2 separate regions of the Homo sapiens genome follow, and region 2 is linked to region 1. A link is a contact called in ENCODE POLR2A ChIA-PET data. All regions are on one chromosome and are shown on one strand. Each heading gives the region's core, a stretch centred on a gene start or an enhancer-like site at or near the end of the contact. The rest is flanking DNA. Distances are from core to core; before and after follow the strand shown.

What was found. ChIA-PET counts read pairs that join two places held with the same protein, here RNA polymerase II (POLR2A).
Region 2: POLR2A ChIA-PET joins it to region 1 with 13 read pairs in activated T-cell. The contact joins the enhancer-like site here to the promoter of BBC3 in region 1. POLR2A ChIA-PET finds 5 or more read pairs at or near these places in 3 of 52 experiments (H1, K562 and activated T-cell).

The regions. Positions count from the first base shown.
Region 1 is chr19:47,228,751-47,233,799 of GRCh38, reverse strand. BBC3 (BCL2 binding component 3) reads left to right here and starts at 2,601. Exons shown (of 4, transcript NM_014417.5): 1 at 2,601-2,871. RefSeq lists enhancers at 1,065-1,334, 761-1,384, 2,094-2,213 and silencers at 2,354-2,583, 2,724-3,443.
Region 2 is chr19:47,362,277-47,367,325 of GRCh38, reverse strand. DHX34 (DExH-box helicase 34) reads right to left here. Exons shown (of 17, transcript NM_014681.6): 6 at 4,633-4,850; 7 at 171-345. Among named protein-coding and RNA genes, the nearest start is that of DHX34, 15 kb to the right of the region's middle. Within about 2 kb of position 2,870, at least 4 of the 41 ENCODE cell types and tissues checked have a DNase peak (open chromatin) inside an H3K27ac peak, as active enhancers do.

The sequences.
Region 1 (5,049 bases), core at 1,352-3,851:
AGGCAGGAGGATCTCTGGAGCCCAGGAGTTTGAAGCTGCAAGGCTATTGTACCACAAGGCTATCCATTGTGCCACTACACTCCAATCTGGGCGACAGAGTGAATCTTTTATCTAAAAAAAAAAAAGGCTGGGCCAGGTGCAGTGGCTCACGCCATAATCCCAGCACTTTGGGAGGCCGAGGAGGGCAGATCACGAGGTCAGGAGATCGAGACCATCCTGGCTAACATGGTGAAACACTGTCTCTACTAAAAAATACAAAAAATTAGCCGGGTGTGGTGGCAGACGCCTGTACTCCCTGCTACTGGGGAGGCTGAGGCAGAAAGGCCTGAACCTGGGAGGCGGAGCTTGCAGTTTGCTGAGATCGTGCCACTGCACTCCAGTCTGGGCAACAGAGTGACATTCCGTCTCAAAAAAAAAAAAAAAAAAAAGCTGAGTGCAGTGGCTCACACCTGTAATCCCAGCACTTTGGGAGGCCAAGACAGGCGGATCCCGAGGTCAGGAGTTTGAGACCAGCCTGGCCAATATGGTGAAACCGCATCTCTACCAATAATACAAAAATTAGCTGGGCATAGTGGCGCACACCTGTAGTCCCAGCTACTAGGGAGGCTGAGGCAGAAGACTTGCTTGAACCCAGGAGGCGGAGGTGGCAATGAGCCGAGATCATGCCACTGAACTCCAGCCTGGGCGACAGCGCGAGACTCTGTCTCAAAAAAAAAAAAAAAAGTAAGATCCATGTAAGTGATGTCATATGTCATAATCCATGGTTTACTCATGACCCACAGTTTGGAAAACACCAGGAAGAAGGAAGGGACAATGAATAATCGGGGAAAGCGAAAGAGGAGGGAAAGTGAAAGAGGGAGGAAAGCTGAGGAGTTCCCAATGTTGCAAATGGGGAGATTTCACGTGAGATATAGATTACCTGCATCTCTTGGGGGAGCTAAGAGTGTGTACTTGGAGGCAGTCAAGTTTGAGAAGTCTGACATCCTTACTCAGCCAGCCCCACACTAGGCACTGGAAGGTGAGTCACTCTGGTGAGGCGATTGCGATTGGGTGAGACCCAGTAAGGATGGAAAGTGTAGAGGAGACAGGAATCCACGGCTTTGGAAAAAGGAAGGACAAAACTCACCAAACCAGAGCAGGGCAGGAAGTAACAATGAGAAACTGAAAAAGAAACGGAATGGAAAGCTATGAGACAGGATGAAATTTGGCATGGGGTCTGCCCAGGCATGTCCATGCCAGGTGCCCAGGGCTGCTTCCACGACGTGGGTCCCCTGCCAGATTTGTGGTGAGTGTGGCCAGGTGTGCATGCTCCGACGTGTGTGCAGTGGGCCAGTTAGCAAGAAGCTGTCACAGGTGTGACTTTGTGACATGTGTGGGTGGTCAGTTTCTTCTATGTCTGATTTGGTTTGTGTCTCTGAATGTCAGTTTCTTTCCTTTATTTTTATTTTTAAGACGGAGTTTGCTCTTGTTGCCCAGGCTAGAGTGCAATGGCACTATCTCGGCTCACTGCAACCTCCGCCTCCCGGGTTCAAGCAGTTCTCCTGCCTCAGCCTCCCAAGTAGCTGGGATTACAGGCATGCGCCACAACGCCCGGCTAATTTTGTATTTTTAGTAGAGATGGGGTTTCATCATGTTGGTCAGGCTGGTCTCGAATTCCTGACCTCAGGCAGTCCACGCACCTTGGCCTCCCAAAGTGCTGGGATTACAGGCATGAGCCACCGTGTCGGGCGAATGTCACTTTCTGATAGTTTTAATGTGTTAGCTGTGAAATTGTGTGAGTGCATTTGTGTATGTCCCTGTGGGAGTGTGATTTGGATTTGGCCGTGTATCCAGGTATCCCTGTAACAGGTGTCTGTGTGTATGTGTGTGTCCCCTGTGCCTATCAGCAAGTTTGTGTTTCCTGATAAGCACTCCGCCTATGTCTGTGTGGTTGCACCACCGTGTGTGTGGTGTGGGTGCCTGTTCGGTAGGGTTGTTTGTGAACACAGTTTGTGGGCCCAGGTGTGATCATCAGTGTGGGTGTTTCTGCAACTGTGTGTGGCCCTGTCATTGTGTCCGTCTGCTTGTCCAGGGGACCCTGTTAGTGAGTCTGTGCATTTCCGTCTGGGTGTGTGTAAGTGTGAGCCCCATCAGTATGTGAGTGTGTGTGCTCATGCCCCTGTCCATGGTGTGGATTTGCGAGACTGTGGCCTTGTGTCTGTGAGTACATCCTCTGGGCTCTGCCTGCACGTGACTTTGTGGACCCTGGAACGCCCGTCGGTCGGTCTGTGTACGCATCGCTGGGGGTGTGGATCTGTGGGTCCCAGTCAGTGTGTGTGTCCGACTGTCCCGGTGTCTGGGCGATCTCCCCACACCCCGCCGCACAGCGCCTGGGTCCTCCTTGCCTTGGGCTAGGCCCTGCCCCGTCCCCCGCTGCAGGGAAACCCCCGGCGCGGAGGTAGGGGGGGGCGCGGCGCGCGCCTGCAAGTCCTGACTTGTCCGCGGCGGGCGGGCGGGGCCGTAGCGTCACGCGGGGGCGGGGCGTGGGACCCGCCGGGCGGGGGCGGGGCGGGGCGGGGCGGGGCGGCTTTGGAGCGGGCCCGGGATCCGCCGGGCGGCCTGAGACGCGGCGCGAGCCACATGCGAGCGGGCGCCTGGCGGCGGCGGCGGCGGCACCAGCGATCCCAGCAGCGGCCACGACGCGGACGCGCCTGCGGCCCGGGGAGCAGCAGCAGCCACAGCCACAGCAGCCGCCACTGCAGTTAGAGCGGCAGCAGCAGCGACAGCCACAGCAGCAGCCGCCGCGGAGAGCGGCGCTCGGCGGGCGCGCCCTCCTGAAGGAAGCCGCCCGCCCCCCACCGCCGCCCCCTCCGGCGTGTTCATGCCCCCGGGGTGAGTGTGCGCGCCCCGAATCCTCTCCGGCGGCGATCGGCCAGGCCGGGTGGACTCCCTGGAGGAGGTGACAGGAGTGCAGGCGGAGAGCAGTGTGGGCGCCCTGCCTCCCCACACCGCGCCTCTCCAAACCCCGCGAGGGACCCTGGGCCAGGGTCGCCGGGTGAGAGGCGGCTCGGCGTTGGGGCGCCGGTCTGGGCGCACAGGTGCCTCGGCGGTCTGGCGGGTTTGTTTACAAACAATGGGGTGCGGGCTCGGCAGCGCCCCCTGGCGGCCAGTGCGGCCCCGGGGAAGAGGGTCGACCCCAGGGGTGCCCCAGCCCCCAAAGTCCGGGAGGGGCGGGGGGGCGGCACGGAGGGGCGGCCACACCCAGGGCGCGCGCCCGCTGGGGGCGGCGACGGGGGGCGGCTCGCGGGCCGTGGAGTCTGCGGCTCCTGCGGGCGGGGGCTGCGCCCCAGCAACAGCCGGTTATTGGCCCCGCGCTCGCCTGGCGGGCGGGGCGGGCGCACGTGGCGGCGGTGGGGGGGGCTGTGACAGCGGAGGGGGGTGTCTGGGACCGCCGTGGGAGCGCGCGTGTGCGGGGTTGTGGATCTGCAGGTGTCTCGCCTGGGTGTGTGCGCGTGTCTGGCTCCGAGTTTGTGCTGGGTTCTGCAGGGAGTGGTGGTGTCGATCCAGAGGAATGTTGGGGTTTCTGACCCGTCGGGGTGTCTGCGTGAGTCCCCGCGCCTGTTTGTGTGGGGTTCTGTCTGTGGGTGCCCTGCTTGTGGGGTGGGTGGACCTGCGTGTGTTGTCGGTGAGAGTTGTCTGTGTGTGCTGTTCCGGGATGATACTGGGGGTCTGTGGTGCCTGCGTGTGCTGGGGTGTGGAGGTTGTAGTGTGTGTGTGTTGCTGGAGTGAGCTGTTTGTGTGTTTATGTGTGTGTCTTGCCCGAGCGTGCGATATGTGTGCTTGTGTCTTGCCTGTGTGTTTCTGTCTTGGCTGAGGCCGTCTCTGTATCTCCGGGGCATGTGTCTTTTGCCCAGCGTTTGTGATGCTGCGCCTGCTAAATGCAAATGTCTGTTTTCTGTCCAGGTGTCTGTGTGAGTTGTCAGGTGTGAGTGTGTGTGTGTATGTATGTGTGTGGTGGGGGGTTGTTTCAGTCTGGGTTTGGCTTGTGTGTCTGGCATCAGCGTCTGGGATTTGAGGACCCAGGATCTGTGGGGTCTATGCAGTGTAGACGGTGGGTGTTGCTGGCAGCCTCTGGATGGGGTTGTGTCTGAGCCTGTGTGTGTGTGTGTGTGTTGGGTCTGAGGGGCTTGTCACTGTGATCGGCTGGCTCATGTGTGTCATGTGGGCTGCGTGTGTGTAGTGTTTATGTCAGTCACGTGAGACCAGTGTTTTCTGTGGGTGCGCTAGGTGTGTGTGCTGCTGGGCTGTGTGGGATTAGAGTTAGCTGTAGGGTGTGTGTGTGTGTGTGTTGCTGACAGTTGGTGATGATGTTTGAGGGTTGCGTGAGGAGGGTGGGTTGGTGTCTGGTGGTGTGTTGAGGTCTGATGGCATGTGTCTGTGTGTGCCTGATCTACGTGTGTCCTGAGAGTTGGTGACATGTGGGTGTGTTTTGGGGGTGTTGATGTATGTGTGTCCGTGGGTGTCTGTTTTGTGTTGATATGTGAGTCCAGAGGTGTGCAGGTCTTATCTCTGGAGTGAGTGTGTGTGTGTGGAGAGGGGCATGTTTGGGAACTGAGGCAGTGCCTAGCTTGTGTGTGTGTGTTTGTGTTTGCAAAGGCTGCATTGTGTTTGCATGTGCCCCTGGGCATATCAACAGTGGGTCAGTGTGTGAGACTTTGACAGTTTGGATGTGTGGGGATGGATTGTGCCAGCCAGTGTGCGCAGTATGTAGAGTGCTTGTGATGGTCTGTCTGGATGCTCCTGCTTTGGTCGGGGGTGTGTGTGTATTGTGTGTACTGAGTAGTGATGTCCGAGACTGGGGCCATCTCAGTGTTTGTGTGCAAGTGGGAGGTGGGGTGGGCGGTCAGGCTGGCCAGTCCCGTGTGAGTCCTTGTGTGTGTGCTGTGGGGGCCTCGCTGTGCCTCACTGCCCTCCCTGTGTGCCCGTCGCTGTGTTGGGAAAGTTGTCCCCACCAGCCCATGCTGTGAGTCCCAAGTGGAGTGAGTTTGTGTTGTGGGACTGTCACAGCCC
Region 2 (5,049 bases), core at 1,621-4,120, 130 kb before region 1:
GTCCACTGCTATATGCCCAGCACCTAGAACAGTGCCTGGCCCAGTGAAGAGTGAATAAATGAACTGGACCCAGGGAAGAAACAGACTTGCCCCCAGGCCACTCAGAGAGTGAGCTGTGCCCATACCCGCTCCTGGGGCCCTGAGTGATCAGGAGGGGGGTGGGTACTCACCAATCACAACGTCCACAGGCAGCTGGGCTAGCAGGGACCCAATGGGTGTGAGGGCCTCTGAGCTGTCCAGGGCCCCCTGGTCCCGGAGGTAGAGGATGGCGGTTTCCAGGCTGGCTGGTGGTGGGGGCTCGATGAAGGGGAAGGTTCGGGGGTCCCCCACACTCATGCTCTTCATCTAGAATGAGAAGCAAAACCCCCAAGATTGGGGAACACAAGAGCCACTGTGCAGCACAGCGGGGCTCAGAGATCACAAATTCATGACGTTTTAAAATTCCTAGTGTTGGCCGGGCGTTGTGGCTCATGCCTGTAATCCCAGCACTTTGAAAGGCCAAGGCAAGCGGATCACTTGAGGTCAGGAGTTCAAGACCATCCTGGCCAACATGGTGAAACCCCGTCTCTACTAAAAATACAAAAATTAGTGGTGGTGCATGACTGTAATCCCAGCTACTCGGGAGGCTGAGGCAGGAGAATCGCTTGAACCCAGGAGGTGGAGATCGCAGTAAGCCGAGATCGCGCCTCTGCACTGCACTCCAGCCTGGCAATACACCGAGACTCCATCTCAAATTCCCAGTGTCAGCCAGGCACAGTGGCTCATGCCTGTAATCCTAGCACTTTGGGAGGCCACAGCAGGTGGATCACTTGAGGTCAGGAGTTTGAGACCAGACTGGCCAACATGGTGAAACCCCATCTCTACTAAAAATACAAAAATTAGCCAGGTGTGGTGGCGAGTGCCTGTAATCTCAACTACTTGGGAGGCTGAGGCAGGAGAATTGCTTGAACCTGGAAGGCGGAGGTTGCAGTGAGCCGAGATTGCACCACTGCACTCCAGCCTGGGCCACAGAGTGAGATTCTATCTCAAAAATAAAATAAAATAAAATAAAATAAAATTCCCAATGTCAAGATCCACTGTGCAGAGGCAGGCAAGGAGGGCTGCTGTCTCTGTATCTGTCTGCCTAGCACATCTTGCCCCAGACCATGGAGGAGAGGCACGTGACCTGAGCTGGACCAATCAGAATCCTTCCATGAGACTGGAGCCAGGAAGAGCATTCCCAGCATCCTCTCTGGTTGTGGCCAGGATGGAAGGCTATCTTATTAACCCAGAACTGCTGTGACCTTTGACTTTGTCCATTTTTTGGAAATGGGCCCACCTACAGCAGATGGAGAAATTCTTGGATTGTTCCTAAGTTAGACATGCCGCCTCATGAATGCACAAAATGGTAAGATCCCCCTTTCTGCCTACAATAGTTTCAGTTGTATTTCTCTCACTTACAACCAAAAGAATCCCAATTAATGCAGCAGTCCAGGCAGGCAGTAGATGGTGGGAGAATTAAGTGACAGCATATGTCCACCCCGGGGTCTGGCGTGGCATACGTAAGCAAACAGCACCTCTCTGGTGACTGGAAGAAGGAGAGGCTGGCAAGGCAGCTCATGTGACAGCCAGAGAGCGAGAAGGAAGCTCAGAGAAGTCTGTTTGCCTGGCTTTGATCCGAGGGCACTAGAAGTTCTGGCGTCCACCTGCAAGCAGCTGCTGCTCCTTCCTCCCTGCTGACCAAGCCTTGATGCCGTCTATGAGTTCACCCAATACTCATTTAAAAACCTTTATAGGCCGGGCGCGGTGGCTCATGCCTGTAATCCCAACACTTTGGGAGGCTAAGGCAGGCAGATCACCTGAGGTCAGAAGTTCAAGACCAGCCTGATCAACATGGTGAAACTCCCTCTCTACTAAAATTACAAAAATTAGCTGGGCCTGGTGGCACCCATCTGTGGTCCCAGCTACTCGGGAGGCCAAGGCAGGAGAACCACTTGAGCCTGGGAGGTGGAGGTTGCAGTGAGCCGAGATAACACCACTGCACTCCAGCCTGGGCGACAGAGTGAGACTCTGTCCCAAAAATAAATAAATAAATAAATAAATAAATAAATAAATAACCTTTACATTAGAAGCTCAATTTAAAGAGGCAGGGGGCAGGGCCTGGGGTTTTTTTAAATTCTCCAGGTGTTTCTAGTATGCAGCTGGGGCTGAGACACTGCTCTGATCAACTCAGGCAATGCCACAACCCTAGACAATTGCGGGGCATAGGGTGAACACATATGACCCGGTTCTGCTGACAAGAGAGGATGAGAGACTGGCCAGAGGAGTCTAGAAAATGTTCCTGTGGCCTTAAAAATTAGACCCACAGAGAAGGGCAGTTCCTTGCTTCTGCCTCCGGATGGTAAAGGAGGAGGAGGTGACGCCCACTGTGCCTGGAGCCAGCGGCCACTCACGAAGCAGGCTCTGACGCCTGGTGGCCTCGGATGGAGCCCTGACTCTACTACTTGCCAGCTGTGTGACCTGGGGCAATATTTTCTCTCTCTCTGCATCCTTCTTCTGGTCCAAAAATTAGGGTAAGACTACCTACCCCATGGACTTTGTTTTTTTATGAGACAGGGTCTTGCTCTATCACTCAGGCTGGAGTGCAGTGATGCAATCAAGGCTCACTGCAGCCTCGAACTCCTGGGCTCTAGCGATCCTCCTGCCTCAGCCTCCTGCGTGGGACCACAGGTGTGTGCCATCACACTGGGCTAATTTTTAAATTTTTTCTAGAGTCAGGGCCTCACCGTGTTGCCTAGGCTGGTCTCGACTTCCTGGCCTCAAGCAATCCTCCTGCCTCAGCCTCCCAAAGTGCTGGGATAACAGGCATGAGTCACTCATTGTGCCCGGCAGCACTAGTATTTTTTTTTTTAAAAGATGAAATCAAACAGAATAGAAAATAGTGTGCACCTCCTGCAGGAAGGCCACTGGTTTGTGCTACACCCGCACGTGAGCCTGTGGCAGACACCATCAGCTGCTCCCAACTTTCCTTTTCCTTTTGTTCCTGAGCACAAGGACTACACTTCCCAGCCTCCTTCACGGTTGGGCGTGGCCACGAGACTGAGGACTGACCAGGAGTGGTGAGTGCAAGGCAAGTGCACCATTTGCAGGCTCGACCCGCAAACCCTCCTGTACTCACTTCCCATGCCCTTGACCCTTTGGCTGGCTGGACACATATGCAGGAAAAGCCCCTGGGGAGATTATAGAGCCACAAGAGTGAAGGACCCTGGGTCCCTGAATAAAGAAAATTGCCTGCCAACCTGTAAACCACCATTCCGCTGTTGGCCATTCGTGACCATGTGTATTTGTCATGGCAGTCTAACCTATGCTAAATTAACAAATGAGATACAAATCATGACATAAAATGTATTGAGAAACCCTGGTTTTAAAAGCCCTTTCCTGCTAGGTTTCCTGTTACAGCTGAAAGCATTCTGATTGAGTCACTGGTTCTTCCTTTGACCCTATGGACATTTTTTTTTTTTTTTTTTTTGAGATGGAGTCTTGTTCTATCGCCCAGGCTGGAGTGCAGTGGTGTGATCTCGGCTCACCGCAACCTCCACCTCCTGGGTTCAAGCAATTCTCCTGCCTCAGCCTCCCAAATAGCCGGGCTTACAGGTGCACACCACCACACCCGGCTAATTTTTTGTATTTTTAATAGAGACTGGTTTCACCATGTTGGTCATGCTGGTCTCAAACTCCTGGTATCAAGTGATCCACCTGCCTTGGCCTCCCAAAGTGCTGGGATTACAGGTGTGAGCCACCATGCCCAGCTGACCCTATGGATTTAAGGAACAATTCTCCCCTCAACAAGGGTTTTGACATTTGGAAGGGATGGGTTCCCCTCAGTGGCTTGGCTAGCCCTATCCTTCCTGACCCTGACACTCTGGGGTTGGGTCCTATGTAAATGCTTCCTGGCTGGCTGGGCACAATGGCTCATGGCTGTAATCCCAGTACTTTGGAAGGCCAAGGTGGGAAGATCACTTGAGCTCAGGAGTTTGAGACCAGCCTGGGCAACATAGCAAGACCTGATCTCTACTAAAAATAAAAAAAGTTAGGCCGGGCGCGGTGGCTCATGCCTGTAATCCCAGCACTTTGGGAGGCCGAGGAGGGTGGATTACAAGGTCAGGAAATCAAGACCATCCTGGCTAACATGGTGTAACCCCATCTCTACTAAAAAAAAATACAAAAAATTAACTGGGCTTGGTGGTGCACACCTGTAGTCCCAGCTACTAGGAAGGCTGAGGCAGGAGAATCACTTAAACCTGGGAGGCGGAGGTTTCAGTGAGCCGAGATCGCACCACTGCACTCCAGCATGGGCGACAGAGGGAGACTCCGTCTCAAAAATAAATAAATAAATAAAAATTTAAAAGTTAGCCAAGCGTGGTGGTGTGTGCCTGTGGTCCCAGCTACTTGGCAGGTGGAGGTAGGAGGATCATTTGAGCCTGTAATATGGAGGCTGCAGTGAGCCATGATCACAGCACTGCACTCTAGCCTGAGTGACAGAGCAAGACGCTATCTCAAAATAAAATAAAATAAAATAAAATAAAAAAGGCCTCCCAGGTTCCTCCCTGTGCCAGCAGTTAGGATATAGTCCCCTTTCTGCCCATGCCTCACCTGCAGCACCAACGAGTCCAGGGCCACCCTCCGAATTTCTGGGACGGGGTAGGGGGCGAAGGCATCATAGTCCGATTCGGCATAGAGGCGGAAGCAGACTCCGGGGCCCGTGCGGCCCGCCCGGCCCTTCCGCTGCTCTGCGCTGGCCTGACTAATCCAGAACTCCTGCAGCCGTTGCAGCTTGGCCTGCGGATCGTAGCTCATCTCCTTCACCTTTCCTGGATGGGAGCAATGAGGAAAGGGAGTCTGTGTGTGGCAGCCACGTGCAGCTGGCCACGCGCCTGGCTCTTGTCACTCGCCAACACCCTCACTTACTCCTTTATTCTGTTAATGCTAACTGAGGGCTTATTCTGGGCCCAACTCTGACATTTTGTTCATTTATTCTTTCATTTCCTCACACATCTTTTTTTTTTTTTT